Regions from separate parts of the Homo sapiens genome. Here all the other regions are linked to region 2. Evidence: read pairs that join two places in POLR2A ChIA-PET (ENCODE). Cell type or tissue: PC-9. All regions are shown on one strand. Links, peaks and the distances in the headings refer to the core of each region. The heading gives the core; the rest is flanking DNA. Region 1 has its middle 32 kb from the start of FGFBP1. Region 2 holds the start of LINC00504 (long intergenic non-protein coding RNA 504). Region 3 overlaps LINC00504 (long intergenic non-protein coding RNA 504).

The links. ChIA-PET counts read pairs that join two places held together with the same protein. Peaks named below come from ENCODE experiments on the same cell type or tissue, not always from the same donor. Only the 100,000 strongest peaks of a DNase experiment are listed, where the experiment ranks them.
Region 1: POLR2A ChIA-PET joins it to region 2 with 5 read pairs; 1 of 35 experiments calls an interaction of 5 or more read pairs at or near these places.
Region 3: POLR2A ChIA-PET joins it to region 2 with 7 read pairs; 2 of 35 experiments call an interaction of 5 or more read pairs at or near these places.

The regions. Positions count from the first base shown.
Region 1 is chr4:15,901,113-15,912,024 of GRCh38, reverse strand. No RefSeq gene overlaps it. Among named protein-coding and RNA genes, the nearest start is that of FGFBP1, 32 kb to the left of the region's middle. RefSeq lists a silencer at 2,273-2,433. In PC-9, for the core only: no CTCF peak of the experiment used is centred there; DNase peaks (open chromatin) are centred at 1,684 and 5,764; H3K4me3 peaks cover 1,095 bases; H3K27ac peaks cover 5,331 bases.
Region 2 is chr4:14,883,418-14,894,329 of GRCh38, reverse strand. It overlaps LINC00504 (long intergenic non-protein coding RNA 504), which reads left to right and starts at 6,161. Exons shown (of 7, transcript NR_126435.1): 1 at 6,161-6,271. In PC-9, for the core only: no CTCF peak of the experiment used is centred there; a DNase peak (open chromatin) is centred at 5,349; H3K27ac peaks cover 1,299 bases.
Region 3 is chr4:14,825,173-14,836,084 of GRCh38, reverse strand. All of the region lies in intron 2 of LINC00504 (long intergenic non-protein coding RNA 504), which reads left to right. Among named protein-coding and RNA genes, the nearest start is that of LINC00504, 58 kb to the left of the region's middle. In PC-9, for the core only: no CTCF peak of the experiment used is centred there; no DNase peak of the experiment used is centred there.

The DNA of each region.
Region 1 (10,912 bases), core at 909-8,908, 1.0 Mb before region 2:
AAAATGGAAGCAGTTTTCCTCTTTCCCATGGCTCTCCACACAGGGAACCACTGCTAACAGTTTCTTAGAAATCTTCCCCTGCCCCCTCCCCACTTAATTTATATGCATAGAGTAGCATAGACACTCCCCTGTCCCCCACCATGAAAATCATGTTGGGAAATGGGATTGTAATTTTTACAGAGTTTTGTATCTTGCTTTGTCCACTTAACAATATATCTTGGTTATCTTTCCACATCGACATACAAATCTGTCTCACTCTGTATGAGCTGCAGAGCCTTCAAGCACAGAGAAGTACCTACTTCTTTTAATTTGGCCCCTGTGGATGAAAACTTGGATCACTTTCTATATTTTTACTATCACATACAAGGGTACAGTGAACATCATCGCATGTTTATCTGGGCAGACTTTTAAGAGTAAATCAATGGAATAAGCTCCTCTTGGGTGGACTGCTGGATCAAGAGATCATGCAGCCTTCATTTTGGAGGTTTGTGTCAAATCTCCCCCTTGTTTATGTTCCTACCAAGAGTGGATGAGGGAGCTCATTTCCTGAGACTAATATCTATGTTGTGTATAATAAATTTCTCCCCTAATCTGATGGGTGTTAATTCATCTAACATCATCATTGCATGCCCTTTGGGATAACTTTGTGCCTCCTGTCCCTCCAGGTGTTTGGGCAGTCACTTCCTTCTGAGTCCCCAACTGCTCTTCTGCCTTTTTTACAGCTGCCACAGTTCCCTGCATGCATTGATTTAGCTGTGAGCTCCTGAAGGGCATAGAAATGTCTGCTTTACCTCCATATACCTAATGCCTGGATCTTAGTAAGTGCTCCTTAAAGTTTAGTGAATTGCAGATTGACTGCTGGGGTCCCTTGTTAATCTTACAATCCTGTGAGTCTGTGTTGGAGATGGTGTTTTATTCACCTGTGTTTCCCTAAGCCTGAACACAGCACCTGACACAGATGAGATATTTAAGAAAAGGTTCCAGAATGGAGCATGTTCTCAGATGATGAACTGACTCTGCTTGTTTTGTCCCCTCTGCTGAGGGCAGGGGCACTGAAGTTGCAGAGAAGGCAGGTAAGATGTGAAAGCATGGTCCGATGGCAGAGGCACTTTTTGCTCTGCGGAAGCTGTACCCAGAGGGTCTTCAGACCAGGTACCCGAGGAGCAGAGGACCTTATGCTGAACGAGACATGCAAGCCAAGTCCCAAGGCATCTTGGGGTAGGTCTGAACCTGCCAGTCAGAGGTGGTGATAGAGTCCATATGGCCTGTCAACTGAAGAATGTGAAGGTTCATAAATCTGGAAAGGAGAGCTTTATTTCTCATAAACCACTGCCGCCTGCAGGGTGACCATTCTGATAGGCTAGGAAGCAGAGTCTGGCCAAAAGCCAACAACAAAAACCTTAGGGGAGAGGCAAGGGGAACAGGAATTTATGCTGAGCATGGTAGCTGAATATATATATTCTATAAGCTATAGGAGGAGTCATGAATATTTACAAAAGGAGAAATATACACGATTGAACTTCATGCCACTTCTGGAGTCCCATGCACAAAAAAATGGCAGTGTTAGCATGATCTGAGGGTGGAGTTTTGGGCCATCTGATGCCCAAAGGTGAAGCAGAGGACACACAAACCCTTAATAGGCATTCTCCCATTAGACTGGTTGGAACCACTCCCTGGTCAGTAGTCTCTTATTAGGCAAAAAAGGAGGAGCAGCATCAGGCAGTTAGTTGACAGTAGTGGTGAGGTCTTTTGAAAGGGCTGGTTTCTGTTTAGCCCTTAGGGAAGAAAGGCTCATGGTGGCTTATGAGGAAGGAGGTATAAGGTGGTGTGTTCAACCTCCTATACTGTCATACCTGAGAACTCAGTTTTCAAGGTTGGGGTCTCCTTGCCCAAGAGATGGTTCATTCAGTCAGTTGTGGGGGCTTAGAATTTAATTTTTATTTCTTAGGCTTCATTGTGACAGGCAGGTCTCCTTGACTGGGACCTCCGGGTGGGGAGGTGCTACCTCTCTGATGTCTCAGTGTCCATCAAAGTAGAGATGGCTCCCCTCACTTGGCAAGCCAGGACTTTGATTTTTTTTTTCATTGTAAAGCTTTAGAAACTCACTTTAGGAGGCTGAGTCAGGTAGAATGCTTGAGTGCAGAAGTTTGAGACCAGCCTTGGCAACATGGCAAAATCCTGTATATACAAAAATCACAAAAAATTAGCTGGGTGTGGTGGCCTATGCCTGTAGTTCCAGCTACTTGGGAGGCTAAGACGAGAGGATCACCTGAGGTCACGCTGAGGCTGCAGTGAGCGAAGATCATGCCACTGTGTTCCAGCCTAGGTGACCTAGTGACACCCTCTCTAAAAAAAAATTTTTTTTAAATTAAAAAATAAACTTCAGAAATTTCAGGATACCTAAGCAGACACCTAGCGTGCCTTTCTTGCCCATCAAATACATTGCCAAGTAATGTTCAACTCTTACCTGCACTGCTTCGAGCCTTCCACTGAGAGTGGTGTTCTTGGAAGTTTGGAAAAGTCCTGGGCCCCGAGCTATCAGGAAGTCATATTTTGTGTATGGTCCATGGCCAAGCTCTGTGGGATCAACCAGGTAACTATTTCATGTGGTGACAATCAGGAAGAAAGTGGATTGTCCTGTTATTTCTTTCCCCAGGCAGAACATGTCTGTCCACAATATAACACAATCATTATTCTCTTATTTCACTTAAGACATCGAGGGTCTCTGCCCAAATCTCATATTGAAATGTAATCCCCAGTGTTGGAGGTGGGGCCTGGTGGGAGGTGATTGGATGATGGGGCGGATTTCTTATGAATGACTTAGCACCACCGCCTTGGTATTGTCCTCGAGATAGTGAGTGAGTGCTTGTGAGATCTGGTTGTTTAAAAGTGTGTCACCTCCTCCCTCACTCTTTTGCTCCTGCTCTGGTCTTGTGACATGCCTGCTCACTCTTTATCTTCTGCCATAATTGTAAGTTTCCTGAGGTCTCCCCAGAAGCCACACAGATGCCAGCATCATGTTTCCTGTACAGCCTGAGGAACTGTGAGTCAATTAAACATCTTTTATTTATAAATTACCCAGTCTCAGGTATTTCTTTATAGCCATAGGAGAACAGACTAATACACTTCATAAGAAAGCAAGCCAGCACTCTCCAAACAGGTTTTGAGCAAGAGCTTCCGACGTGTCAATGTACACTTTCCTCTTCCTAGGTATAGGGTAATGGGTATCGTCTGGGGATACCCAGACCTTGATGTAGCCTTGTTTAAGGACAATAGACAGGGGTCTCAGCTCATTGATTAGAGAGGCTGTATACTTGAACTCCTCATTTCCGTTAGCCCCCCTGGACTTCTCTGTTGGCCTGCCCTGCACAGCCTGGGACACCCCAAATTCTAGTGGAGGAAAGAGAAGGCAGAAGCAGTGTGTTAGTTTCCTATGGCTGATGTAACAAATTAACTCAAACGTAATGGCTTAAAACAACAGAAATGTATTATCTTACAGTTCTGGAAGTCAGAAGGCCAACAAGTTCTCACGGGGCTAAAATCAAGGTGTTGGCAAGGTGCATTCCTTTCTGGAGGCTCCAGGGAACAATCCACTAATTCGCCTGATGCATCTTCTAGAGGGCATTCACATTCCTTGGCTTGTGGTTCCTTCTTGAATCCCCAAAGCCAGCATCATTGCATCTCTCTGACCACCCTTCCTTCCATAGTCATATTTCCCTCTGACCACAGGTGAGAAAGGGTCTCCTTTCTTTTAATGATAAACATGACTATTACTGGGCCCACCTGGATAACCCAGGATGCTCACTCCATTTTAAGATTCTTAATGTTGACATAACTACTAATTCCCTTTTGCTGTGTAAGGCAACATATTCACAGGTTCCAGAAATTCAGATGTGAGCATCTTGGAGGCAGGGGAATTTTTCTGCCTACCATAGGCAGGGACTCTCTTGCCCTGGTATATTGTCAGTTTCATATACTCACATTGGTACTGATGAGTGTCTTTGGGTATACAAGCTCATAGGTATTCACAATTTTCTGATTTTATTGTAGTTAGGAAGATACTGAATTGAAATAAGAAGAAAATATTTTTCAAATGGCTCCATTTTATTTGGTTTAGGGAGTTACCTATTTTACTGTTTGATGTCCAGGACCCTTACAAGCTTTATTTAGATGAGTGAGCACAAAGCAGTAATGTTTGGCAGAATATGAATTGGAAATGAAAATCAAGCAGTCCAAGACTTGGTCTGGAGACTTCCCAAAAGTCTCAGACCCTTACAGGGGTTTCTAAAGTCACAACTATTGTCCTAATATACTAAGATATTATTTGCCTCTTTCACGCTCTCTCCCTCCAGGGCCACTAGTGGAGTTTTCCAGAAGCTACAGTGGTATCATGACAGATTGGATGCAGAAGCAGAAAAAGCCAGCTGGCTTTCATTAAAGCAGACACTAAAGAGATTTGCAAAAATGTGAACCAATGTCACTATTCTAGTTATGTTTGGTTTTGGAAAATACAGTTATTTTTTATAAAACTGTTTCTGTGAACATGTCATGGGTTTACTATTGTTTTAAAATAATGGTTTTTTATTTTCTCAGTTTTAATTTCTAATACAGTAACTATTAACAGCCATAACTCACAGAAACAGAAGCTTTTTGGAGTTCTCAATAATTTTTCAGATCATAAAGGGGTCCTGAGGGCAAAATTTTTGAGACCTCTGAGGCAGGCAGTCAAGATGCAGGGTCACCTCCTATATCCAGAACAATCTGGAGGGGACTAGGCTGGCCTGGCCTGGTTGGAGCTACAGGCAGGAAGAGCCTACACTTCCTAGGCTGCCAGGAGAACAGTCCAGAGGCAGTGGGCAGTTTGGACCCCTTTCTAAATTTCTGATTCAGTGATTCAGTGACATTAGAAATTCAAGGCCAAGCGCCGTGGCTCATGCCTGTAATCCCAGCACATTAGAAGGCCCAGGCAGGAGGATTGCTTGAGCTCAGGAGTTCAAGATCAGCCTGGGCAACGTAATGAGACTTCATCTCTACAAATAATTAAAAAATTAGCCAGGTGTGGTGGCATGCACCTATAGACCCAGCTCCTCAGGAGGCTGAGGTAGAAGGATCACTTGAGCTGGGGTGATAGAGGCTACAGTGAGCTATAATGGCGCCCCTGCATTCCAGCCTGGGCAACAGAGTGACCTTTGTCTCAAAACATTAAATAAAATAATGAAATAAAATAAAAACAAATAAGAAATCCAAGACAAACAGGTTTGAAGGGCAGAATTGGGAGCATCATTTTCAGGCTGGTGGAAGTTGAGGTCTGTGTGGGCTCCTTGTCACCACCTATAATGCGAAATATTAGTTTTAAGTCCCCAAGAAAATCTGGGATAAATAAGAAGATGCTTATTCATGGCAACTTACATTCCTTTAAAAAAAGAAAAAAGAGGATGGGATTGGTTCAGTCCTTTTCAAGGCAAGGGGCTGAGGCTGGAAGCCTGACTGCAGCAAGGGGACAGTTCTTATCTCTCTGCGCCCCCCTTCTCCTTACCTATAAAGTAGGAATTTAAAGCAGCCTCTACTGTCGGGCTTGCTGAGAGGGTGCAATGAGCCAGAGCGCATAAGCACGCCACACAGTGCCCGGTACTTAGCAGATGGGTCAATACATGGCCCTTTGTATGGAGGGGAAGCGGAAGCTCCTTTGAAAGTGGCCATCTCTGCGTCAGGAAACCTTTCTCATTCTTTCCAAATTCACTTTCTCACCCCACCCACCTGGCAGAGTGAGTCACCCACTTGGCAGCCAGCAGCTGGGTGCTCGCAAGCTTGCCTAATCACACCTGGAGAAAAAGGGAACTCGGGCAGGGGCAGGACGCACCCAGCAGAGCAGTGGCGCCCCAGGCCAGAGGCCAGCCCCGCCCGGGCCCGCCCGCCGCCTGATGTCGCCCCATACGCGCGAGGCCAATCCGCGGGGCCGCCGCCCTCGGCAGGCACCCGGCTTGCACTTGCCCCAGCGAGCTGGCGGGCTCGGGGCGCGCTCCCCGGCCCCACCTCCTCCCCTGCTCCAGCCCGCTCCGAGCTGGTTTTAAAAAACAAAACAAAAAAGCAAGAGCTGGGCTTAGACTAGCTTTTTAAAATTTTATTTATTTTCCCTAAGACCTAAACTGGCTTTTTCCGCGTCACTGGCAAAAGTCATCACATGGGATAGGAAATGAGGACTAGGCAAGATCAGCTGGTTCGATGTGAAGACAGTGGAAGGGGGGTGTCATGGTCCCAAAGGTGTGGCTGCCAGGCCACCCCCATCCAGTTACACCATGAGTGCCCTTAAAGCAAGAAGCTTCATCTGACTCGGAGTACCCCCTCCGGGATGCACATTCTAGAGGAAGATATAAAGCCTCCCTTAAATACTAATAATTTGTTAAGACCTATTAAGCGCTTATAAAATGGCAGGCATCCTGCTAAAATGCTTTTGAACCGTTATCTTGTTTAATCTTCTCTGGGAAGTTTGCATCATTGCCCCCAATTTGCAGATAAGAAAACTGAGGTCCAGGGAGGGTGGTTTACACAACGAGTAGGGGCAGCCGGAAAGCAAAGCCCTGGATGTGACTGCTCTGCATGTGTATCCCTCTTAATCCCTACGGGATCAGTTGGCATTCAACAGAGACTCAGACTAGAACACACCAGTTTCCTGGGCAGAGAACATGAAAACAGGATGAGGGAAAATATCTATTTAGTGGTGACTGTCCAACTCACTCTGTCTCCATAGCCCGCCATCAGAATATTCCATGATTCATTTACTCTTTCATTCAACAAACGTGGAGCCAGGCAGTGCAACAATCAGGCAAAAATCCTGGTGGAAAGCGGAAGACCGGCAATGAACAATAAATGTAAGAAAATCATTTAATTATATAGCAAAGTAAGTGCTATGAGAGAAAGCAGAGCATTATGGGGAATTGAGAATGGAGGGGAGGCGAAAGCAGATTGCCATTTTAAATAGGGTTTTCATGGTACAATTCATTGAGAAGACAGCCAGGGTGTGAGCTTGCTGATATCTTGGGAAAGAGTTTTCCCTGTGGAGGGAATGGCTAATGCCGTAATTCTGAGGCTGGAGCGTGTCTGGAGCAACAAGGAGGCTAATAGGGTTGGAGAGACAGGGAAGAGTGAGGGGGAAAGAATGGAAGGATCTAATGTTTGGGTGGGGGTCAGGGTCAGGTCATGACCCATAGGATCTTGTATGTCATTATGAAGACCGACTTTCACTCTGGGTGGCATGTGAGGCTATAGGAGGAGTGACATTATTGGACTTTTATCTCAAACAGGTTACTCTACTGGTATGCTGAGAATAGCATACAGGGTGTCATGGGTGAGATAGAAGACCAGGTAAGAGGTAGTCCCAGCAATCCAGCTGAGAGACCACTGTAGCATGGACCAAGGTGGGAGCAGTGAAGGTGGAGAGAAAACTTGGATTATGGATATATTTGAAGCTGGTTTCAATAGGATTTGGAGATGGACTGGCATGGGTTATGAATAAGAGCAGCCAAAAATTGTCTGAAGGTCTAACCAAATTCAAAGAATGGAGTTGGCATCACCTGAGACAGGAAATGTTGTAGAAGGAACGTTGGTGGTGGAGATTAGGAGTTCACTGTTGTTTCTCAGCAATTGGGCAAACAAGTGATAAGGCACGACCATATTTGGTGTGGGTTGTTTTAGTCCATTTTCATACAGCTATGAAGAAATGCCTGAGACTGGGTAATTTATAAAGAAAAAGAGGTTTAATGGACTCATACATCTGCATGACTGAGGAGGCTTCACAATCATGGCGGAAGGCGAAGGAGGAGGAACGGCACATTTTACATGGTGACAGTCAAGAGAACGTGTGCAGGGGAACTGCCCTTTATAAATCCATCAGGTCTAGTGAGACTTATTCACTATCATACAAACAGCATGGGAAAACCTGCCTCCTTGATTCAATAACCTCCCAGTGAGTCCCTCCCACAACACGTGGGGATTATGGGAGCTACAATTCAAGTTGAGATTTGGGTAGGGACACAGCCAAACCATATCAAGAGGCTTTCCCACACTCCAGCACCTTGTTTCATCATGTTGATTGGACTTGCACACCTCCATGCCCTGACTTCTGTGGCCCACTGTGACCACAGCTTCCTTTCTACCACCACTGCTGGGTCAATTTCCACTTATCTGTAAAATCTTAGAAAAATGACATCTTTCTGCGTGAATCCTCTGGTTACACCCAGGCCTCATTCCCATGAACAATCTCAGTCCCTATAGTGTATGCCATCCAACTGGACACTTGATTATCTGCAGTCATTTGTGGTTCACCAATTCCTTGAAGTTTGCCAGCTATCTTTCTTAAAAGATCAATTCTTACACTTCATCTTTGGCATCTCACAGGGCACTTAAACGTGGAGGTTGGCTCATAATGAGACATTGATTGAGCTTCTTTTATACATTGTGGTGATTGGCAATTGCCACATCAGATGGGAACCACAGATTTGGAATCATTCAGCATTTCTCTAGGTCAAAGCTCTTTTCATCAGATGAGAAACTGGAGTACCAGAGAGTGGAAATAACTTGCTCAGTCTTTTAGGGAATTAGAGAGCCATGACCAGGACATAGAAGCTCTGATTTTTAGACCAGTGCTCTTTCCCCTATACTCACAAAGCTTGAGCCCTGGACAAGGGGCACCTATAAAAACAGACTCCAGGCTGGGTGCTGTGGCTCACACCTATAATCCCAGCACTTTGGGAGGCCAAGGTGGGCAGATCACTTGAGATCAGGAGTTTGTGACCAGCCTGGCCAACGTGGTGAAACCCTATCTCTACTAAAAATACAGAAAAAAAAATTAGCCAGGTGTGGTGGTGCACACCTGTAATCCCAGCCACTTGGGAAGCTGAGGCAGGAAAATCACTTGAATGCAGGAGGCAGAGGTTGCAGTGAGCTGAGATTGCCACTGCATTCCAGCCTGGGTGACAAAAGAGATTCTGTCTCAAAAGAAAAAAAAAATAGCAACAGACTCCAGTTTGAGACTCTTATTGCTTAAGTGTGGGCACAAAAGAGGATGTTTTGAAACAGGCACTCTCCGACTCTGTTAGTAGTAGTATGATTACCACAATCTCTTTAGAAAGAAGTTTGGTAATATCTATTCAAACTTTTAAATAAGCCAACCCTTTAACTCAGAAGATCCATTTCTGGATATTGCCCTAAAATACATGTGGTAAGTGACATGTATGCAACATTAGTTATTGCAGTAGTGTTTGTAATAGCGAAAGCTGGAAACAACCTAAAAGAACATTAGTTGGGAAGTGGCAAGATAAATCGTAGATATCCATCTAAGGTTTGCAATTGTGAAAAGGGATGCAGAAGATATTTTGGGCTGATATAAAATCAGGCCCAAGGGGAAAAGGCAAAATACAGAACAGTGTGTGTGCAAGATGTTCTCAATTGTATAAGAAAAATATGGACATGTCTATATAAGTATGTTTGTTATATACACAATATATTACTAGAAAGAAATATAACAGTAGCTGTTTAAAAGAGGATAACTGGGGGGAAAGTCTTTTTACTTTATACACATCTGCATTAAAAAATTTTAACGTTCATGTATTGCCGTTTTAATTTAAAAAATTGTTAACAAAATCTATCCATATAATTTAAATACTAAATATTGCCATAAAAGTTGGCAAATAGATGTTGCTACCCACCTTTTCCTTGCCTTTGACCAAGATGAGTAAATCCACCAACCCTGAGAAAGGAAATCTGTCAGTAACCACTTCCCTTAGAAAATTCATTCGCTTTGACTGTCATCTGTGCTTTCATTCTTGCTGATGACTTTTGACAAATTGGGAAAAGACTCCACCAGCGAGGTGTCCCTGAGAGGCCAACTTCAGAAGGGGATCAAGAAAATGAGCCTCCACCTGTTATCTCTCCCTAGTAGCTGGGACTACAGGTGCCTGGTTGTTCAGGGATGGGCTCCAGGCTTGTGCAGGTGTGAATCACCCACTTCTGGATGGCAAATATGGCAGCTGCCAGGCCTGACCTAATGAATTAGAATCTCTGTTATGAGGCTCTGACAGCTACATTTTTAAAATCCCCTCCCTGCCACTTTGAGGTAGTTCTGAGACCCACAGCTTGGTTAACTGCCTCCCTCTCCAATTTACACTTAAATGCCCTGAATTTGGCCTCACTAAAAGATGACAGTTTCCTAATGGACTTCTCAGCAAGATGACATAAAAAGTATCCCCTATGAAGCTGGAGGCAGAATACTGTTCAGTCCCCAACAAGGGTGTCCATGTTCTAATTCCTGGAACCTACATATATGTTATCTTCCACGACCAAAGAAAATTTCCATATCAAGGTAAGGGACTTGAGATGGGGATGGCATCTTGAATATCTAGTTGGGCTCAATCTAATTACATGAACCCCTAAAAGAGAAGACCCTTTCCTAGCTGTAGTCAGAGAGAAATGTGTATGGACAAAAAGAGATGATGGTGCTGGCTTTAAAGATGGAAGATGGGGCTACAGCCAAGGAATGTGGGTGGCCTTTAAAAGATAAAAAACTCAAGGAAACAGATTGTACCCTGAAACTCCTAGAAAAGAACATAGCCCTGCCGACATGTTGATTTTCGTCCGCTGAGACCTGTGTAGGGCTTCTAAGTACTCAGGAGGCTGAGGCAGGAAGATTGGCTTGACCCCAGGAGGTTAAGGCTGCAGCAAGCCATATTTCCAGTACTGTACTCCAGCCTGGGCGACAGGACAAAACCCTGTCTCTAAAAAAAGAAGAAGAAGCAGAAGCAGAAGAGAAGAAGAAGTGGAAGTGGAAGTGGAAATGGAAGAGGAAGCATTAGCAGCAGCAGAAGAAGGAGAAGGAGAAGGAGAGGAAGAAGAAGAGAAGAAGGAGGAGAAGAAGGAA
Region 2 (10,912 bases), core at 1,588-9,587:
GTGCCTTCCAAGTGGATGTTTTAACTCCCACTTAACAGATGAGAAAACTGAGACTTAGAAAAGAGAAGTAATTTCCACAAGATCAACCAGCTAGAAGCAGAAGAAATAGCATTCAAATCCAGACCTGCTTAACTCAGGGCCCAGTGCCTTTCTGCTGTGCAATCTCCAATGTCTGTTGTCAGGCCATTTCTAGCTGTAAAACGCTCTCCTCGATGTAGGCCATGCTGTTCCCCATGGGGCCACACCAGTAGTTAGGGATTATGATAGGAAGGCAATTATAAAGTGTCTTCAGAGAACCTGTCTGTAATCCCATGGGCAGACAAGCATACCTGGTTCCTTGAGTCCCACTGTCGACCTGCCCCACATGTCCCAGCAGGCCACAGCATTGGCTGGTAGAGCACAAAGGCACTTACTAGGGAGGAAGAAGCTGAGATTCTAGTTCTGGCTTGACTCTGTGACCGTAGACAAGTCACAGACCTGTCTGGATTTGAGTTCCTTCAACTATAAAATGAGGGAGTTGGACCACACTCAATTCAACAGAAAACTATTTGGCACGTACTAGAGCTAGTGAGTGAATCAGGGTGAAGAGAGACATGGTGGGGGGTGGTCAGTCTTTGCTTTCAAGTAGCATATGGCACACTGGGGACAAGAACACATGCCCAGTTCCCCTAACACAACTCAAGCTCAGAGGTGAAACCATACTGTGGGACATCAAGGAAAGAGACACCTGTAGGGAGGTTTGGGAGGGGAAGTTTGCACCAGGAAATTAACAGGCAAAGAAGGCCTCAAGGATGAGTGAAATTTCAAAGACAGACAAGAGTCTTATGTCATCTAAGTATCCCCAGAGTGTAGACACACACACGCACACACACACACACACCTTCCCCTTTTTATAATATTTTTTTACTACATATAGAATAAGAAATATATTCAGACAAGAAAAAATGAAACTATGTAAGCTGAATAGTGTCATTTGACCTTTTATCTGAAAATAGAACTCTTGGCAACATAAAAGAGGGACATAATATGATATTTTAGTGTATCCATTCTCAAAATATAAAAATAATCTCTTTTCTTCCAAATGTAGCCTTTCTTTTCCCTGCAAAACGATGATGATATTAATGGTAATATTAATAATACCACTCATTAACCTATCATTATATACCAGGTAGTGTACAAAGTACCTCACACATTTTATCCTTCTTTAACCTCACCACAACTTTGTGAGGTGATGTCTCCATTTTATAGAAGAGCTTTAGAAAGTTGACAAAAACTACTCAGTTGGGAACTCAGGCTTGACCAACTGAAAGTCAAGTACTTAACTAGCCTCCAAGGATGTTAGAATGTAGTTCTAGAGGTCTTCACACCGCACAAAGAACAAGACTTCTAAATGTCATAGGATCCTTCCATGAGTTTAAAGGGCTTCCAATGATGTAACTTTGTGTATAGGGGATGTAATGGAGATAACAATGGGGCCATCTCAGCCGGCTGTTGGCTGCTGTGCCTGTTGCAGTCCTGAGTTGACCTGCCTGACAGCCTTGAATGCCCGAAGTTGCAACAGGCACCCTGGTCAATGACCCCTGTTGTGTTGCCAGCCAACAGCCCATAGCAACTGCCAGCCATGTGCATGAGCCATCTTGGGGCCATAGTTCAGGGAAGCCTTTAAGTCAGCTCAATGGCCAACCAACTACAACCACATGACAGACCCAACAGAAGAACCTACCAGTGGAGTCCAGTCAACCCCTAGGACAAAAATAAATTGTTTTGTTTTGGGTAGTTTTGTTACATAGCAATAGATAATCATAGCAGTACATTGAGTTGGGTTGAATTTTAGGCCTAACACAATTTTTCAAATTTTTTTTCCAGGAAATGGATTTTTGGCTTTCAAATTCAAATTCTTAGGTGGGAAAGGTTGTCTTTGATTATTACATAATAGGTCGCCTCCATTAGATGTTGGCAGTGAGTATGTTTTCTGCATCTATATTGGCAAGAGACTCTGTGCAGACGACATTTCAATAGATTAAGGTTTGGCAAAACCATTAGTGTATTTAAAAAGGGGGAAAACATGGTGTCTGGTGCCAAAGGACTTTTAAAGATTCCTGGAAAACAATGAAAAAATATTTAGAAATATCGAGAGTAGATTAGGTTATAGAGTAAAGTGCAATTCGGTGTTTTAACAGGCAAATCATGTCGGCCATTTCTAATTTTCTCATATGATAACATTGTGGACCAGTAGAGTAAAAGGAAGTAGGCTTAAATTCCTGAATCAATTTGTATTTGGTCATGCTATATTATTCTTTTAAACACCCATAGATTATGCAGCCTTGTGTCTTAGCTACGGTTTGTATAGAGATCCTTTATTACGTTTCCATTTTTTTCTTTTTGTTTGTTTGTTTTTTTCAGATTCTAACATTTTGCTGGCTTCATGAAGGAATGTCGAGGTTTAGGTTTTAATGATCTGGAACATTCTAAAAGATATTTGGTTGATTTGTCTTCATAGGCTTGATAGAATTCTCTTGTGAAATACTCTTGACCTAAAATGTGTGTGTGTGTGTGTGTGTGTGTGTGTGTGTGTGTGTGTGTTGTGAGAAAGTAGGCATAAAAGAGAAGAGAAGTCAATGATGACTCTAGAATTCTGGCTTGCATATTTGTTTGGCTAGTGTTGCCATTGCCTGAAATAGGGAGCTCTGAAAGAAGTCCAGGCTTAGGTGAAAATCTCATGGATTTGATTTTAAACAAATGTTGACTTTCAGATTTTGCCTGACGAGGAGCCTCAGAGTAGCATTGTACTTGTCAGAGACGATGACTAGGAAATTTGTGCAGAAGCTGTGTTTAAATGTTGTATTAGTTTGCTAGGGCTGCTACAACAAAATACCCCAAACTGAGTTGCCTGAACAATAGAAATGGGTTCTCTCATAGTTCTGGAGGCCAGAAGTCCAAAATCAAGCTGTTGGCAGGGTTCGTTTCATCTGAGAGAAGGATCTGTTCTGGGCCTCTTTCCTAACATCTGATAGTTCCTTGGCTTGTGGTGGCAAAACCCAGTCTTCATATGGCATTCTCCCCGTGTGTCTGGGGACACCCATCATATAAGCCCACTCTAATGACTTCATTTTAACTTCATTACCTCTGTAAAGCCTGTGTTTCCAAATGAGCTCACATTCTGAGATACTGGGGTTAGAACTTCAACATATGAATATTAGGGGGAAACACAATTCAAACCATAACAAATATCAAACATACTCTCTTAATTTAAATTTTATTTTTATTTTGGGGTAGCTATTGGGGTGGGGCTAATGAAGATTATTTGGAGGAAATGTTCCCCACCCACCAGCCACTCATTGTTGCTGCCAAAAATTTGCTGCTGTGTATTCAGGTGACTTCAAGATATTCAAAAGCATATGTTATGCTAAGTGAAAGAAGACAAGCACAGGAGACCACATATTGTATAGTTCAATTTCTATGAAATATTTGGAATAGGCAAATCCATGGAGACAGATTCATGGTTGTTTAAGGCTGGGGTTGGGGCTGGGATGTGGAGCACAGCTAATGGATATGAGATTTCTTTTGGGGGTGATAAAATGTTCTAAAATTAAATTGTGGTAATCAACATATAACTGTGGATATATTAAAAACTACTGAATTGTAACTTAAATTGGGTGAGTTGTATGATGTGTGAATTATATCTCAACAAAGTTGTTAGACATTGTCAGCAGGTGGATGTAGGAATATTTGACTAGATGAATTTTAATGTTCATTTCAGCCATGAGATTCTAAGATCCTACATTCCTTTATTGTTCTGAGTCTCAGTTTTATCATTTGTAGAATGAGGAGACTGGAGTCTATGGAATAGATGATTCCACTTATAACTGAGCTGAAAAACATCACCTGACATCCTTATTTTACCTACAGAGCAGACTAGTTTAGAACATGGACTTTGGAAGCAACATACCTGGATTTGAATCCAGTTCTTTCATGGCTCTGCAATTTTAGGCAAGTTATCATACTTCTCCCAAGCTTGCTCTCCAAAAAGGAATATGGAAGGGATGATACAAGTACTACCTTCTTCATAGGGCTGTTGGAAGGATTTAATGTGATAATATTCTAAAGGGCTCAGCAAACACTTGGCACATGGCAAGTCACTACAAGAAGGTAGCTATTAATTTCCTATGGCCAAGACTAATGGCTCTACTTCATTAGTGGACCAGATAATTCTTTTTCAACAGGAAACAGACCATTGTGTTGTCCTTTCTAATTTGATGTTCTATCATTTATACATCGCACGCAATTTTTAATTATTAATTCAGCAGCATCTGTGTCAGTCCAGAACATATTTTCCCTCACACCCCTCCTGCAGTCTGGTAAGATCTTTGTGTTATCAAATAATCAGACTGCCTCTGTTTACAAGAGGCACCAAAAGCCAGATCTGTAATCATTAAAAGCAATCCTGATGGATGTAAATACATCTAGTTAATATTTATTGAGCACATATTTTGTTCAAAATATTATGCCAAGCACAGAGGGAGCTGCAACGATGAGCAATATAAAGATGTTACTCTCACAAATCCCATGGTTTAATGGGGAAGACACCCCCATGTATTAATTCAGTGATACATCAGATATTATTAGGGGAATGGAAAGATATGTCGTACAGTGCATCTTGTTGAGCTCAATAATAGATGTATGAAGTAAGTGCTGAGGACACCTGGAGAAAGAGGTGATTGAGTCAATATGGAGAGGAGATGCCTGCCAGGTGGAGAGGTGAATGAGGCCATTCCCAGTTAAAATCAGGGAATAAACTGAATTTCTCATCATTCAACAAACAGCTCATGCCCATTCATGGCCTGCATTTCTGATTTGGAGACCAGGGAAGGCTTCATGTCTAGGTAGAGCTGCTTCTGGAATGACGAAGTAATATTTGGATATTTAGAGAAGAGACTAGGGAGGACGATCATAGAAAGGGAAGATACGATCAGATTATGAAAGGCCTTCATGCTAAAACACTGAGATCACAAAAACTCATAAAGGGGAATGACAAACCCAAAATTATGCATAAATGTGGCTGTGCACATGCTGGAAATAAAACACACAAGTGGCTTTTTTCCCACTTTTCACTTAGTGTTCTCAACCCAGAATTTTGTGTGCATTGATCAGGAAATTGCTCTTTTTTCCTAATAGGTAAGTATTTGAGCAACAAGGCAGCATGTAGTTTCAACATCAAGCTCACTGCTGACTCATTTTTCTCTCAGCACCTAAGCTTTTCATTGTCAGTAACATTAATTATACCTATCATTCACTCTAACATGACCTTTATTTTTTTCCTCTTTATAACATTCTCTCCACATGGGCTCATGTTTGGGAGGCTGGAGACTGGTGATGTCAGCCCTGAGTTTTCATCATGTGGCAATCAGAGCTCTAGAAGCACAGGTCAGACTTTCAGGCTCTTCTGTTGCTCTGCCTCCAGCATTACGTGCCTGAACTGAATTGGCAAGCCATTCTCTGCTACCAGGATGCAGAAAATCAGGTTCCTAATTTGCCAAACAATTCTTCATTTCAAAAGGTTAGGGCAAGATTTGCAGAAGAGAGTTGGAAGGAACAACCATTTATTAAGATATCAGTGAATGAATGTGGACAGTGTGCTCCAAAGACCCGTATTTGAATCCCAAATCTGCCACTTATTTTCTGGGTAACTTTAAGCAAATTGCTTCCCTGCTCTGAGGCTCTGTTTCTCCCTCCTCTAGAGAATGAGGATGGTATTATTTATCCTGCAGGCTTGCTGTGTGGCTTGAATGAAGTTCTCACTGCAAAGCATGTGATCCAGACTTGGGCACAAGGTTGACTCCTACTGTCAAAGGCTCAGCAGAAATGACAGCTATGGTGAGCTTTCACCTCCTGCAGGCTTTAGGAAACCAGTGTGTAATGGGAAAATAGAGTAAAAACGACTGATATGGTTTGGCTGTGTCTCATCCAAATCTCAACTTGAATTGTATCTCTCAGAATTCCCACATATTGTGGGAGGAACCCATGGGGAGGTAATTGAATCATGGGGGCCGGTCTTTCCTGTGCTGGTCTTTCCTGTGCTGTTCTCGTGATAGTGAGTAAGTCTCACAAGGTCTGATGGGTTTATCAAGGGTTTCTGCTTTTGCTTCTTCCTCATTTGTCTCTTGCCTCTGCCATGTTAGAAGTGCCTTTCGCCTCCCACCATGACTCTGAGGCCTACACAGCCACGTCGAACTGCAAGTCCACTTAAACCTCTTTTCGTTCCCAGTTTCAGGTATGTGTTTATCAGCAGCATGAAAATGGACTAATACAACTACCCTTGAAAATCCCTTAAGCCAAATGATTGCATATATGGTTTTATGCCCATGAAAATAAGGTCGCTTCTGGTTAGCGGCCAAAGTGAACAAAAACCAAGTAAACAAGACATATATTTTAGAATTAAGATCATATTGATCATAGAACTTATTCACCATGTTAGATATGCAGGGGAGTAAGAAAGTCCAGGGCCGACCTCATGGTTGTGCATTCTGTGCCATTGTAAAGGGCCTCACACTCAGAAGAACCCTGTGCTTGGCCCAATGCTCTGCTATCACTGTCTTGAAATTCTTAATTTTTGAATAGGGAGTCTCTCAATTTTACTTTCCTCTGGTCCCTACAAATTATATAGTCAGCCCTTGTCATATATTTAAATTATTATTTCTCACTTACCCTCATTCCCATCCCAATTTGGTATAGTTGAATTCACATAAAGGCTTATATGATATGTTGTATAGCTAACTGGCTGTGGTACACAGTATCTTAATGTATTTTCAAGCATACCCTCGGAGATTGGTATAATTGGCCCCATTGGAAGGATGTGTAATTTACTCAAGGTCATATGATTAGTAAGGCAATTGGTATGCCTGTCTACTCTTTCTATTATGCCACAATGAATGAGAAAAAAAAACAGAAGGAAATTTCAGTGCAAAAGTAAGAGTTATAGGAGTACATTTGAACTAAACCGATGAAGAGGGGCATGCTGGAACCAGCAACACATTATGTATTTATGTAAAATTCCTTCAGATGTGTGCTTGCTTCCTGGCATGAAATCTGCAGCATTTTGCTCGTCATTGTATTCCCAGCCCCTGGCATAATGGTTAGCATGTAGAGGACGCTCAATAAATACTTGTCGAATGAAGGATATTCCTGCCAGATTCTTCTTCATTCTGCATTAATAATTTGGCCTTCCTTCTTGCATATTCATATGTTTGCTCCTTTTATTTGAATCCCCGTCTGTTTGATAGAAGAATGTTCTTTAGCAAGCGTGACGATTAATGATATCAGGCAAAAAGCCCCAAGATCTTAACTGATGAACAAACACAAACTTTGTTAATGATGCTTTTTGTAGAAGACATTGCTGGTTTATTATGTATTTCAAGCTAAAGGAGAATTCTAGCTACCATTTGAATTCTCTGCTACCTGGAGTGCCTTGGAAAAGGCCTTGGGAGAAAGAACTCCTCTTGCAAGTTGCAATTTTAAATTAGGAGTAATCTCCCTGCCACACCTAGGAATGAATTAGCACACTCTTTCTGTGTCATTATCCATTCATCCTTACTCTGTCCCTATAGTCAATGTGTCATGAGGGGCTTTTGATTTTTCCTCCTAAATTGCTCAACACCACCCCTCCTCTCCATGATCGGTTATTTCTCCATCTTGGAACTCACATTTCTCCTCCCTGTACTAACCCAATGGCCTTTTAGCACGCCTCTCTGCCTCCTTCTAATGTAGTCATTGCACAGAAGCCAGAGAAGTCTTTCCAATAAAAGACCCTAAACTCAGCACCCTCCGATTACAAGGCCCCCAGTCTCTCACTGCCAACTGCGTAAGCTCATACCTATTGGCCCAGCATTGCAGAACCCTCACCATCCTTCTCTTAACTACCTTTCTAGTTGATTCCTCTGCATAAACCCACTCATGGCATAACCCAGGCTTGCAGTCTGGTTCTCTGAGAAGCAGACTCAAGTGCAGAGTTTAGTGTTCAGGTGAGATCAACACCTGTGAGGGGAAGGATGGAGGGAAGAGATAAACTATGGTAATGCAGTACCAATGGTGGCCTCTGCCTACCCCAGTGGGAGCTCTGGAGAAAAATTGCTGCTAAGATTTTCCCTCAGTGGACCCAAATGTCTGAGCAGTGGTGGGGAGGGGGCTGCTTCTGGGATGGTGTGACCTTGGGTAAGATGGCTCTCTGCAGCCCAGGCCACCCCTGAGGAGCTGACCGCTGGAGATGTTTCTCTGCGAATGTTTCCAGCATCTGGGAAAACAAAATTTTTCCCTCTCAGAAGGAGGATCTAGGAAGTGTATCTCCATGTTTACTTCACCTAATCTCTTTTTTCTGCAAAGAACTTTTCCTCCTTTTCTGTGGCTTCATGCCTTTGTACCTGCCTTTTCTTCTGTCTGAAATGCCACTTGCCTGCCTCTTTCTCCCTTTGATCTAAATACTTTTTTTGTTTGTTTGTTTTTGAGCCGGAGTTTTGCTCTTGCTGCCCAGGCTGGAGTGCAATGGCGCGATCTCGGCTTACTGCAACCTCTGTCTCCCGGAGTTCAAGAGATTCTCCTGCTTCAGCCTCCCTTGTAGTTGGGATTACAGGCATGCCCCACCATGCTGGGCTAATTTTGTATTATTATTATTATTATTATTTTTAAGACCGAATTTCTCTCCTCTTGCGCAGGCTGGAGTGCAATGGTGTGATCTCGGCTCACCGCAACCTCCGCTTCCCAGGTTCAAGCAATTCTCCTGCCTCAGCCGTACTGAGTAGCTGGGATTACAGGCATGCAACACCATGCCTGGCTAATTTTGTATTTTTAGTAGAAACGGGGTTTCTCCATGTTGGTCAGACTGGTCTCGAACTCCCGACCTCAGGTGATCCACCCATCTCGGCCTCCCAAAGTGCTGGGATTACAGGTGTGAGCCACCATGCCTGGCCTGATCTGCATAGTTTTAGTTTTCCTTTATGACTGATGTCAAATGCTAAGTCTTCTTGAAGCCTCCTGTCACTCATCCAGGCAGATTTAGTTGCTATTTAATATTTTCAGTCAATGTACATTGCATATATGCATGCATCATAACCTCTGGACACACTAAAGATATAGGAGGTACAATCCGTGCCCTTATGACCTCCTAAAGATATGTGTCCCTTTTTTTGTGCTGTGGCAATGCTCAGTGCTTTCTTTTATTTTTAGCATCTGCTACATTACTTCTTTATTCATCCACTCAGTTATTCATTTGTTCATTCACTGAGTATTAATCAAGCATTTGCCTTCTATGTATCCAGTGTTTCTGTAAGCCCTAGGATACAATGATGCATAGTCAGGTTTGCTGAAGGGTAAATATTAATCAATGGATCATATAAAGTTTGCACAATTCTAACTTGGACAAAGAGTATGAAGTTCATGGAGCTAGGAGGTTTTACAATAGCTCGTTTAGCCTAGTCAGGGAGGTCAGGGGAAGTGGGTGGTAGAAGTGATTATTACAATATAATTTGGTGAAGGGAGAGGAGAAGAAGCCTTTCAGGTAGAGATTGCAGAATGTGCTCAAGCCCCATGGCAGGAGAGTGGAAAGAGAATTTAAAGATGAAAATGAAGTTGCACGAGGCTGGAGTTCACAGAGCGAAGAGAATAGTAGAGAACAATGTGTCGTGATTGCAAATGCTCATGGGAATGTTTATAGCTTGGCATTTATGCTCAGAGCAGTGGGAAGCCATTGAAAGGTTTTAAGCAAGAGGTCGAAATGATCAGATTAGAGAGCTGAAAATATGCTCTGACTTCAGTATGGAGAATAGATTGGAGGATGGCAGAGATGCCATGTAGGAGGCAGGGCTGTTAACTAATGAAATGAGGGTAGCTTGAACTAAGGTGGGGGATGGACAGTGGGAGATAGATCTAGAGCAATTTAGGGGAAAATGAAAAACAAACCTGGCAATCCTTGGTGATTCGTTTGTATGTCATCTGGGATGACAGAAAGGGAAGTGTCAAAGCTGACTTTAGGTTCCCATTGATCCCTAGCTCTTTTGGATTCTAAATCTGATGAAAATTATAAACCTCTTTCTGGAGGCAGACACACACACACACACACACACACACACACACACACACACACACGCAGCATTTTGAATGTCATTTCAGAAGGACATATAGAACTTGTAAAGCCCATTTATGAGCCCCAGGTGGGAAAGAAAACCAAATCTTATTCCTCACTGTACCTCTTGATTCTATTCTAGAAAACAGTGTGGAATCTGGCATGCAGTACATGTTCGTTGAAGTAATGAATAAAGGTGAGAGGAGATAGAGGGCACTGAGACACTTCTAGTGGTTAATTTTCTGCCCTTTCAACTGCAATATGGATGTAGGCAGTTATAGAAGAGTTATAACTTGCATGTCTATGTACCAACTGCTCATTAACTTGCAAGGCAGCATTAGGTGGGAGAGTCCACAAATGGACTCATGAGCCTCCAGGTGGTGAAGAGGAATAAATTTCAAAGTATTAAGGTTCCAAAGACCCAAGATTTGTCTGCAGCAGCTGTCTCTTCATAATGCTAAGTACTTTGGACTAAAGAATAAAAGTGTCTGCCTTTATTTTATGTGGGGGAGTGCATCATTTAGAGATGAAGACAGTCTGCCTATGGCTGAATGGGTAAGTTAGGTTAATGTTATCGTGTGGAAGAAGCAAAAATGATAACTGTGTTCATAGACAGAGATTTAGAACAGAATCATGTCTTTGCAGATAAGACATTTCAGGAGGCCAGTAAAGATAAGAGGGAGAAAAAATGCATAGAAGGAAGTTTTAGGAAAGATTTAGTTTGCCCTTATTAACCCTAGGCTAGGTTGGATTTTTCTCTTTGTGCTTTGAACAGCTGCATGTTAGAAGGAATTGCCATCT
Region 3 (10,912 bases), core at 1,889-9,888, 59 kb after region 2:
TGAATTAATGGCACTAAATTTGGTGAAGTTTTATGATAAAAATAGGTAAAATGGAGAAAAGAGTCATAACCTTGTGAAAATAAGTGAAGACTAACCACATGACAACAAAGGAAGGCTATTTATTCAGAGCTTGCTACAGGAAGGGAGTTAGCTACCATCACATGCCAGACTCCAAGGCAGGCAGGGGAGTGGGAAGGATTTGTAGTGGAAAGAAGGGAAGGGCTCAGGTGTGCCCTGGGTGGAGGCTGTTGGCCTGGGAAATCTGAACATGGGCTAACTCAAAGCAGGGCATCCCATGCGATCAATTAGGGATGAATATTTAATTTTCGCTGGTTGGTCCTAAGCTGAAAGTGGGGACAACAATTAGGAAGCCTGGCAGTTATTAATAAAATCTTGGCCATCATGGATTTACTGTGACAGGGGTTATTGTTTGGCTTCCTGGACAAATGACTAGAGATTACCAGTTACTGCTAACCTGACTTCTGTACATCTGATTATAGACAGCTGGCTGGCTTCCTGGGTTTGTTACTGTGGATGATGGATTGGTTTTCTGGACAGGTTGCCAGTTGTGGGTCAGAGTTCTACGTTTATGTAGAGCTGGGCCATTGTCTGTTTGGATAGTCAGCCTCCTCTTATACTCACTAGCTCTTGGTTAAAGTTCCCCATATAACTCAATTCAAAAGTTCCCCAAGTCAAGGAAATGTGTCTTGTGTTTGTGCTTCTGGTAAATATGACAATAGAGGAAACCATGGATCTTCCTGGAATTCTTTTCCTGTAGTTCATCATTGTCACAAATCATGTGCTGAATGTAATAGTTAGACTTTTATGATTCTGGGAAGGCATCTTCTTAAACTTCAAAAGAGTTGTGAGTTCCAGAAGAACCTAATGGGACTCCTGTGCACTCTCATGGCTCCTGAGGGGAACTGGAGGCTCCCCCATGGAGTGTTTAATTCCCTGTACTGATTACTCTCAGGATGTCAATGAAGACTGGACTAGATTTGACATAGCATGTCTCAGCAATTTCAGAACAACTCTCAGGATTTCTGTTTTATTTTATTTTTTAATAAAAAGGGAAAGAAGTTCTTGCCTAGGAGTCCATATGCCCTGACCTGTGGCCTGACCTAAGAAGGATTTAAAAAAAAATGATTATTTAAAAAACCACACAAAGAAGAACACATGGCAGAGACTGTAAGACACCCACAGAGCCTTATCTATCTACTCACTTGAGAGCAAACTTTTGTCAACCCCTATCCCGGTCAATTAATAGAGAGCCTTTGCCAGATTTTAGAAGTAGGGTCCCCTTCACTATTAGTGCAGTGAGTTTGGGGGTGGTGCCTGGCAATGAGTTTGGGGATAGTGTCTGGCATCTCCATACAGTAACTGTAGAGGATAAACCAGTCTAACTTGTCAGGCTGGCCAAATGGGGAGCAGCTGAAGGTGGTCTCAGAGGCTCTGACATCAGCTGGCTCTCAGGAACTGTGGACCTGAGTGTTTTGCTTTGTTTTCTAAACCACTATGGCTCCTCCTATGTGACTGCTCCCGGGGCTAGTCCTGCTGCCTTTTCCAGTTCAGCCTGCCTGATGGCTGGAGAAGAGTCAGTATCTTCAAGGCTTCAAAGCATCCTCATCCCAGAGCTCAGTCTGTCTGAGTAAAACTTAAAGCATACTTTTCCTTACCTTTTCCATTCCTGCTGGTTCAGTTCCCAATCCTTGGTTCAAAAGCCAGGTTGAATTACCTTTCTGGGAAAAGCTGTCAGACATGTGGGGATGATAAATAATAGCAACTCAAAGTATTAATACTTATAGCACATCATTAGGTGAGCAAGTCAAATATGAACGTGGGCCTACAGCATAGTCTTTTGTTTCCTTTTTTTTTTTTTTTTTTTGAGATGAAGTCTCACTCTGTCAGTGGCACGATCTTGGCTCACTGCAACCTCCGCCTCCCAGGTTCAAGTGATTCTCCTGCCTCAGCCTCCCAAGTAGCTGGGACTACAGGCACCCCCCACCACGCCCGGCTAATTTTTGTATTTTTAGTAGAGACCGTGTTTCACCATATTGTCCAGGCTGGTCTCGAACTCCTGACCTTGTGATCCACCTGCCTTGGCCTCCCAAAGTGCTGGGATTACAGGCGTGAGCCACCACGCCCGGCCTAAAACATAGTCTTAACTACTTAAAGCAAGTGAATAGAAAAATAGCGAAATTTGCATTGAAACAAAATGTCAGAAAGGAAATGCCCCAAAGTTAAACTGTGGTTGCCACAAGGAACTGGAATTGTAGGTTATGATTTTTCCTTATTTTTGATTTTCTGTGCTTTCTAATTTTTCTATTAAAAGCACATATAATTTTAAAATCAAATTTAAAAGAATAGTTTAACCCAACACTGCTGTGATGTTTTAGTCTGAAGAAACACATATGTATTTGTGCTCAAAAGTCCTTCTGGAAGCAGATGGAAAAAAGGATCCCTAAAATGTGATTCAGACCCAGTTGTCACAGTTATCAGAAACAAGTGAAAAACTTAGAAAATCTGATGTTAGAGAGCCTTGAATTATTCTGGTAACTACTTCCATTCTCAGTTTACATTCTGGGAAAGACGTTTTTTTTTCCCTTGCTTTGAATGTTTTAGTGTTGGAGCAACCAAGAATTATAGTTGTTCTAACTCTTAATATATTTAATTTTCAAAACATGAAACTTCAAGTAGAAATTAAAGCCCTGAATATATTTGAAACTCACCGATGCCTCCTTTTTCACATGGGACAAATCCATTGCCTCTTGTATTTATGTTTATTGCATCTATAAATCGATTGGGAACAATAAAAACCCAGGAGCCTGAATGTCAGGAAGGAAAGGAGACTCAGTCACAGCTTGTTGTTAACTCTTTGATGTATATATTTGTTCCAAGTGCGGGACATTGGCATCTTTTTCTGTTTCTTCATGGAGGACAGTGTCTTCTCTAATAAGCGGATAATGGGCTTGGCAAGAGAGCAGGCCCGTGTCTTCTCAGGGCAGAGTCACCACCTTATGTTCATGGTTCTTGTTTTTGTTGTCATTTGTTTCTCCTCCCTCCCTGGGCCACCCTTAGAGGTGTTAGAGATCAGGATACGTAATTCTGTATTCATCATCTATCTTTTTGTTCCCTACCTGTTTGTCCTTCCTGGGTCTCACAAGGACTCCCTCTGCATCCCCGGCTTCTCCCTCTAACAGCCACTATAACTCTGTTTCGTACTCATCTGCCTGCTTGCCTGACTGACTTACTAGATTACAGGCACTTTGAGTCCAGGGATCATGCCATATTCAGCTGCTTTGTATTCTTTTTTTTTTTTTTTTTTTTCCTGAGATGGAGTCTTGCTCTTGATGCCCAGGCTGGAGTGCAGTGGCTCAATCTCGGCTCACTGCAACCTCCTCCTCCCAGGTTCAAGCAATTCTCCTGCCTCAGCCTCCTGAGTAGCTGGGATTACAGGTGCATGCCACCACACCCAGTTAATTTTTGTATTTATAGTAGAGACGGGGTTTCACCATGTTGGCTAGGCTGCTCTCGAACTCCTGACCTCAAGTGATCCACCCACCTCGGTCTCTCAAAGTGCTGGAATTATAGGTGTGAGCCACCATGCCCGGCCTCAGCTTTGTATTCTAAGCAACCAACATGGAGCCTAGAAGTGGCTTCAGTACATTTTCTTAAATGAATAAAGTAGAATCAATAGAACTATGCTTCAAGCACTGTTTTTAAGCACTTTGCCTCTGTGGGTTCATGCAATACCCTGCAAGAGTTCTATTATTGTCCCTGCTTACTTGTATATGAGATGGAGGGCTCTGGTGACTGCAGACTTTCTGTCTCTAGAGCTGTGGCTGTTGAAAGCTATGTCTCTTCTAATACCTCCCCAGTGGGCTTCCTGGGGTGATGAGGGTGGGAATGGTCCCAGGCCCATGGAGAGAGGGCAATATTTAAGCACACTCAAAGGTCTATATAGAGATTGTCCCCCTGCTAACCCCTGCCCAGACTACCCCTCATGACTCAAACTATAATGCATAGGGGTGCTTCTTATCTGTCCAGACTCTTGGCCATCTGGTTCACCAGGCTGGGCTATCTGCACACCTTGTGATTGGGCTTGTGCAAGTAGGATGCTGGCATTCCAAGCCTTCTTCAGGCTGTTGTCTGGAACACTGCTGCTTATTTTCCACTCTTATTCTCTCTCCGTATTCTCTTCCCATGTTTACTTGGCTACCCTTCGGCCCTCTTGGCTTTGTTTTCAGCTCTAGCTCCTGCAACCTTTTCAGTTTTTGCAGCAGTGCTTGACTTCCCTGGGTGAGCCTCACTTCATACAGCCAGCACTCTGCCTGGGTTCTTCTGCCCCTGGCAGCTTCTGGCAAGTCTCCTGCTTGACCAAATGCCAACTCAAGTCCCAATTTCCAGTGTGACACAGCCTCTAAAGCAAGAGTGGGATTCCCCCAGAATTTATTACATAGCTCTGCAGAGAAGTTGTATGACGAGTTACACATCTTTAGTTCCAGAGTAGAAGTGGGAGAGGGTGGTTATCAAATTAAGGCTTATCTCCCCAGCCTAACCTGCCAGCATTCTTTGTGGTTTCCCCCAAAACTTCCATTTGCCCTTATTTCTGGGTTATTGCACACCCCCTGCCCATGCCTGGGAAACTTTCTCAACCCCACTCTCCACCCTTTAACTTGACTCCTGCTCCTCCTGTGAGCCTCGGTTTTGATGCTCCTTCCCTTAAGAAGAAGCCTGTGCTGCTTACATCCCCTGAGCCCTGGAGGCCTGGATCATGCAGGTGCCTTTGGATCATGTAGGTGCCTTTTCTTTTTTCTCCTTTGTCACCATGTAAATCTTCATCATCATCATAGTAGCCACTGTTCATAGAATGCTTCATTTATGCAGGCACATTTCTAAGAGCTGTACAAGGATTAGCTCAATTGATCCTCCACAACCACCCTGAGACAGGTACTATTTTAATCTCTGTTTTACAGATGAGGACATCTGGCACAAGGAAGTTACAGAACTTGTCTAAGGCTGCACAGGTAATTAGTGGTGTAGTCAGGTTTTGAACCCAGGCTGGCTGGCTCTAAAGCCACAGGGCATAGCTGTTCTTGACTGCCTCTCGTGAACGGCATTTGTCACAATGCATTGCACTGTCTAGTTACTCCTGTTTTACTCATAGCTGTGAGCTCAAATCTTTACATTTGTCTGTAACTAGAATTCAGGAATTTGAGCATAAAGCTGAAATCCAGGCAAAAATTAAACTCAATGAATATTTTTGGTGAAATAAATGCCTGAATTCTAGTTACAGATACTCTATGTCTCAGAAATTCAAGTAATTCATTCTTGATTTTGTGAGATGAAGTCTGACTTAAAAAAAAAGGATGGCCAGCTGGGCATGGTAGCTCACGCCTGTAATCCAGCACTTTGAGAGGCCAATGTGGGTGGATCACCTGAGGTCAGCAGTTTGAGACCAGCCTGGACAATATGGCAAAACTCTGTCTTTACTAAAAATACAAAAATTAACCAAGCATGGTGAGGAGTGCCTGTAGTCTCAGCTACTTGGGAGGCTGAGGCATGAGAATTGCTTGAACCAAGGTTGCAGTGAGCCAAGATCGTGCCACTGCACTACAGCCTCGGCAACAGAGTGAGACTCTGTCTCACACACACACACACACACACACACACACACAATGGCCAATTAACTGGTGAGTTCTTTTTGGGTTCCTTAATGATTTCTGTATTAATTCATCTTATTTAATGAATATCACCTGGGATAAACAACATTTTCTTGTCAGCTCAAAATTTTTTGTAAATATTCATTAATTATCATTTTAAATATTTGAACTGATAGGAAAGTGTTGTTTATCCCAGCCCCACCCCTCCCTCCCCGTATGATAGAGCTGGAGATTGGAACCAGAGGATTTAAGTGACTTGCCCAAGGTCACACATGGAGCCAGTGACAAACAGGATTCTAGGTTAGATGGTTTCCAGTCCTGTGCCCTTTCTCTACACCTGGTCAAACAAAAACTGCAGTCACACGAGGGCATGTAGTTAAAACAAACAGCAAGTCCACAATTGGTTCGATTATGACTTCAAAGAGCCCGATGGTACTCATGACTTTGGTGTGCCCTGGGACTGCGATCAGCCCAGAGTGAACACAGGGCAACTGATAGGAGGCCTGCTTGGCATGGCCAGAAGCACCCAGACCCTACAAAGTCTCTTAGGGTGTTTTGCTCACCATGAGGCCTCTGTCCCTGTGTGACCTTGGGCCCATTGCTCTGCTTCTCTGGTCTCCAGTCTATCCTCCTGTAGTATGTTGAGCTTAATCTCAAAGACTCCATCAAGCTCTGAAATTCTAGCATTCTCTCTTAACATCCCCTCTGCTATTGGCTGTGTTCACTCCTGCCCCTCTGCCTTCACCTGAGCCATGTGAGGAGTTTTCTGTAACTCCTCACTGTTCATTGGAATCCTCTCACTTACAGGTAGAGCACGAGTCCCAGCTCACAGGTGTGAAGGAAGGTCAGTGCTTTTGGGTCAAATCCAAATACTTTTCTTAACTTTTATGTGACCTGGGAACAGCGACTTTACTTCTCCAAGCCTGCAGCTGCAAAGGAATTAATAATATCCACAGTATAAGAATGGCTGTGATGATTCAATAGAATTAAATGTATGAATTACTCAGTGGGGCCAGGAATATAGCAGGCTTGGGGGTCAGCGAAATTTTTCTGTAAAGAGCCAGGTAGCAAATTATTTCAGCTTTCAAGGCATATGGTCTTATAGCTTTGCCAGTGTAAGGCAAGAACAGGTATGGACAATATGTAAATGAATAGGAGTGACTGTGTTCCAATAGAACTTTATTTATAAAACAGGCTGCCATCTAGATATGCAGCCCCACACTAAATTTTGCATGCTGTCTTGACCCCTATTGTAGCTTCTGATTCACATTGCTTTTTCTGTTTCCCTGTAGACAAATGTAAGGCTGTTTTGTGCTGTCTTTGTCTTTCTATGGATCCCCTCTCTGCGTCATTCCTCCTTTGCCAGATAAGACGGCAAGAACAGAGATGTTTTCATTGACGTTTTTTCATCCAGGGTTCTAGGCACAAGCAGTAGATGTGCCCAGATTTATTTATTTATTTATTTATTTATTTATTTATTTATTTATTTATTTTTTTGAGATGAAGCCTTGCTCTGTCACCCAGGCTGCAGTGCAGTGGCGCAATCTTGGCTCACTGCAACCGCCATCTCCCAGGTTCAAGTGATTCTCTTGCCTCAAACTCTTGAGTAGCTGGGACTACAGACACATGCCACCACACCCAGCTAGTTTTTGTATTTTTAGTAGAGACAGGGTTTTGCCACGTTGGCCAGGCTAGTCTCGAACTCCTGACCTTGGGTGATCCACCTGCCTCGGCCAGAGTTATTTTTTAAAAATAAAACTGACCAGGGGCAGTGGCTCACACTTGTAATCCCAGCACTTTGGGAGGCTGAGGCGGGCAGATTACTTGGGGCCAGGAGTTCGAGACCAGCCTGGCCAACATGGCAAAACTCTGTTTCTACTAAAAAAACAAACATTAGCCTGGCATGGTGGCACACACCTGTAATCCCAGCTACTTGGGAGGCTGAGGAGGATAATCGCTTGAACCCGGGAGGCAGAGGTTGCAGTGGGCCGAGATTGTGCCACTGCACTCCCACCTGCGTGATAGAGTGAGACTCTCTCAAAAAACAAGAAAAAATAAATAAAAAGGAGCCTTGTTCCTTCTCATTTCAGGCCAGGGACTTGCATCTGAGGTCTCTCAAGTGTAGAGGTGAAGGGCCTGGCACCAGGGAAGAAGAAAGTCTTTCTTAGGACGGAGTGGGCTTGCAGACTGGGAGGGGCTTTGCTTTCTAAAGAGATGCTGTGCTTGAAAAGAGCTGCTGGCACACAGGGGAGCTGGCCAGCAGCGGGGAGGCGTGTGGGTCTACTGCAGAGGTTTCATCGCCATGCCATCTGCACGGTGGCCTCTGCTGATAGCAGAACCATTGTTCCTTGCCATTGTGCAGAGTGGAGGATGTTCAGGACTGTGGGCAGGGTTGGAAGCAGCCACTCATTTTACAGAGCTCAGCTCTATGAAAAACAGAGAGAGAAAGGGTAAGCAAAGGGGGAAAGAGCACCCACCATTAGAATGTGTACCCGCTCAGAAATTGAAGTGACCTGGGTGTGAGCGACGATAACATTTGCTGTGAGTTGCTCTGGGTTTGGAATGGGAACTGGGCTTTTAGAGGCTGGTAATTGGAATGCTCAGAGATTCAGTAACCCATCTGGCAGTTATTCTGCAAATTTCAGTGCCTTGGTCAGGAGCCAGAAGGAAAAAAAAATCATGCTCTCTTCTCTTTTTTTTTTTTTTTTTTTTTTTTTTGAGATGGAGTCTCACTCTGTCATCCAGGCTGCTAGGCTGGAATGCAGTGGCGTGATCTCGGCTCACTGCAACCTCCACCTCCTGGGTTCAAGTGATTCTCCTGCCTCCGCTTCCTGAGTAGCTGGGATTATATGTGTGTGCCACCATGCCCGGCTAAGTTTTTTTGTATTTTTAATAGAGATGGGGTTTCCACATGTTGGTCAGGCTGGTCTCAAACTCCTGACCTCCTGATCTACCTGCCTCGGCCTTCCCACAGTGCTGGGGTTACAGGCGTGAGCCACGCCTGGCTTGCTCTCTTCTCTTAATCCCCAGTGCACGCACTTCTAGTTGCACTCAGCAGCCCCCAGCCTGGCAGGATTGTTAGTGCTACTTTGCTTGGCTCAGCGACTCAGGGAAGCCCCTAGAAATGCCAGATGCGTCAGCCGCTGGCCTTCCACAGGGCCTGGAATATGGCCAGGCACCCAGGAGGGGCCAGGAAGGAGTGTGGGTAATGGAAGACTGTGACTTCCAGGGTCATCTGGGCTTGGTTTTGAATCCTTGTTCTATGTGGGCAAGGTATGGAACTTCAGCAAAGATCGTCTCTGGGACCTACTTACCAACTCTGTGATTTGGCCAAGCTACTTAGTGTTCTGTGCCTCAGCTTCCACATGTGTAAAATGGGAACAATGTTGTACCTCCTCAGAGTGTTGTTATGAGGACCAATGAGCATGCCTACACACACACACACACACACACACACACACACACTTTAAAGAGTCTTGCCCACAGCACATGCCAGTATGGGTTTACAACCTTTGTAATTATTTTCTCACTTGTAAAATGGGAATAATGACATCCATTTCCTGGAGTTCCTGTGAAGATGAGATGGGTTCATGAACTTAAAGCCCCCGTTTCTGGGCTTGGCATATAGTAGGTCCTCAGTGAATGTTAGTAAGTTTGTGGTTCCCTTCACCACAGACTTGTGGCATAGCATGGGTAGGACTTGTCAATTACCACGGATTGTGGACCAGGCTTCGTCACCTGTTAGCTGTGTGACCTCAGGCTAGTCACTGCCCCTCTCTGGGTGTTCTTACTAGAAGATTAGGAGGTCAGAGAAGGTTCACTCTTTCTGCTATAATATCCCAGTCTTCCCAGGGGGTGGGAAAGCTTATCACAGATGCCTGTCTTATAGAAATTTGCCTTGAGCACTAGCCTGACCTTAGATGGTAGAGGTCACAGGAGGGGTGTTTCCAGCATGTGTGAAACATGACAAGGCAAGGAGCTCCCTGGGCAGCCTACAAAACTTTAAAGAAGGAGAGGCCAGGTGTGGTGGCTCATGCCTGTAATTCCAGCACTTTGGCAGGCTGAGGTGGGAGGATCACCTGAGGTTGGGAGTTTGAGGCCAGCCTGACCAACATGGAGAAACCCCATCTCTACTAAAAATACAAAAAAGAAAAAAAAATTAGCTGAGCGTGGTGGCACATGCCTGTAATCCCAGCTACTCGGGAGGCTGAGGCAGGAGAATTGCTTGAACCCAGGAGGCGGAGGTTGCAGTGAGCCAAGATAGTGTCATTGCACTCCAGCCTGGGAAACAAGAGTAAAAGTCCATCTCAAAAAAAAAAAAAAAATGGAGAAAGGTTTCCTCAATTCTTAGCAGCTCCCAGACCCATCATCATCATTGTTGCAAACACTTTGTTATTACTGAACACTTCACATACTTTAATTCATTTGACCCTCACAAGTATCTCATGAAGCAAATACATTATACCTGTGTTGCAGATTAAAAAAATAGGCAACAGAGAAGGTTACCTTGCCAAGGTGACACAGCAGTCAAGTAGAAATGGGCTTCGATTATAGTGGTTTCAGTTCTACATCTGGCTGTACACCATGGGACTTAGCTGGCAAATGGAATAAACAGATCAGGCCACAGGCTGCAGGACGTGGAGTGAAGTGGGACATGTATTGGTTCAGAGGGCAGCCATGCTGTGTTCATCCGGGGGCCCAGGCAAGACTTGCTGGAGGCCAAAACCAAATTGCACAACTTTAATTTCTCTGGGTCATAGCTGCCCTAGCCTGGTTCAGGGCATAGGAGGGTCAGGTGAGAGTGCTGTCTTCAGTAAGGCCTGGGAGAGGAAGAAGCTGTTGAAATGGGAGGCCTCATTCCCAGGAAGGCAATGGCAGGCATTGACAGGATACAGGATGGTACTTGGGGATGAAGAGGCAGGTCCTTCCAGGTAGGAGACATTGAGGCACTTTACATTCAAGAACACATGGGACAGAGGATCAGAGCCCCAGTGGAGCCTCCACATTGATTGATTCTGTTATGGAAAAAACTACATTTTCAAGTGACTTGAGCCTTTGGGTGGCTTGTCTAACTCAAACCCTTTGGACAGGTCCAAGGTTAATCTCTCCAGCGCTCTCTGGGGAAGAAAACAAGAGTGTGTTCTCTGTAGTGTCCAAAGAGTGCCCAGAATGCAGCCCCACTGCTTCCATGACCACTCATTGTGCACTTATCTTTTGCTCCATACAGTGTTACCATTTTATAGATGAGG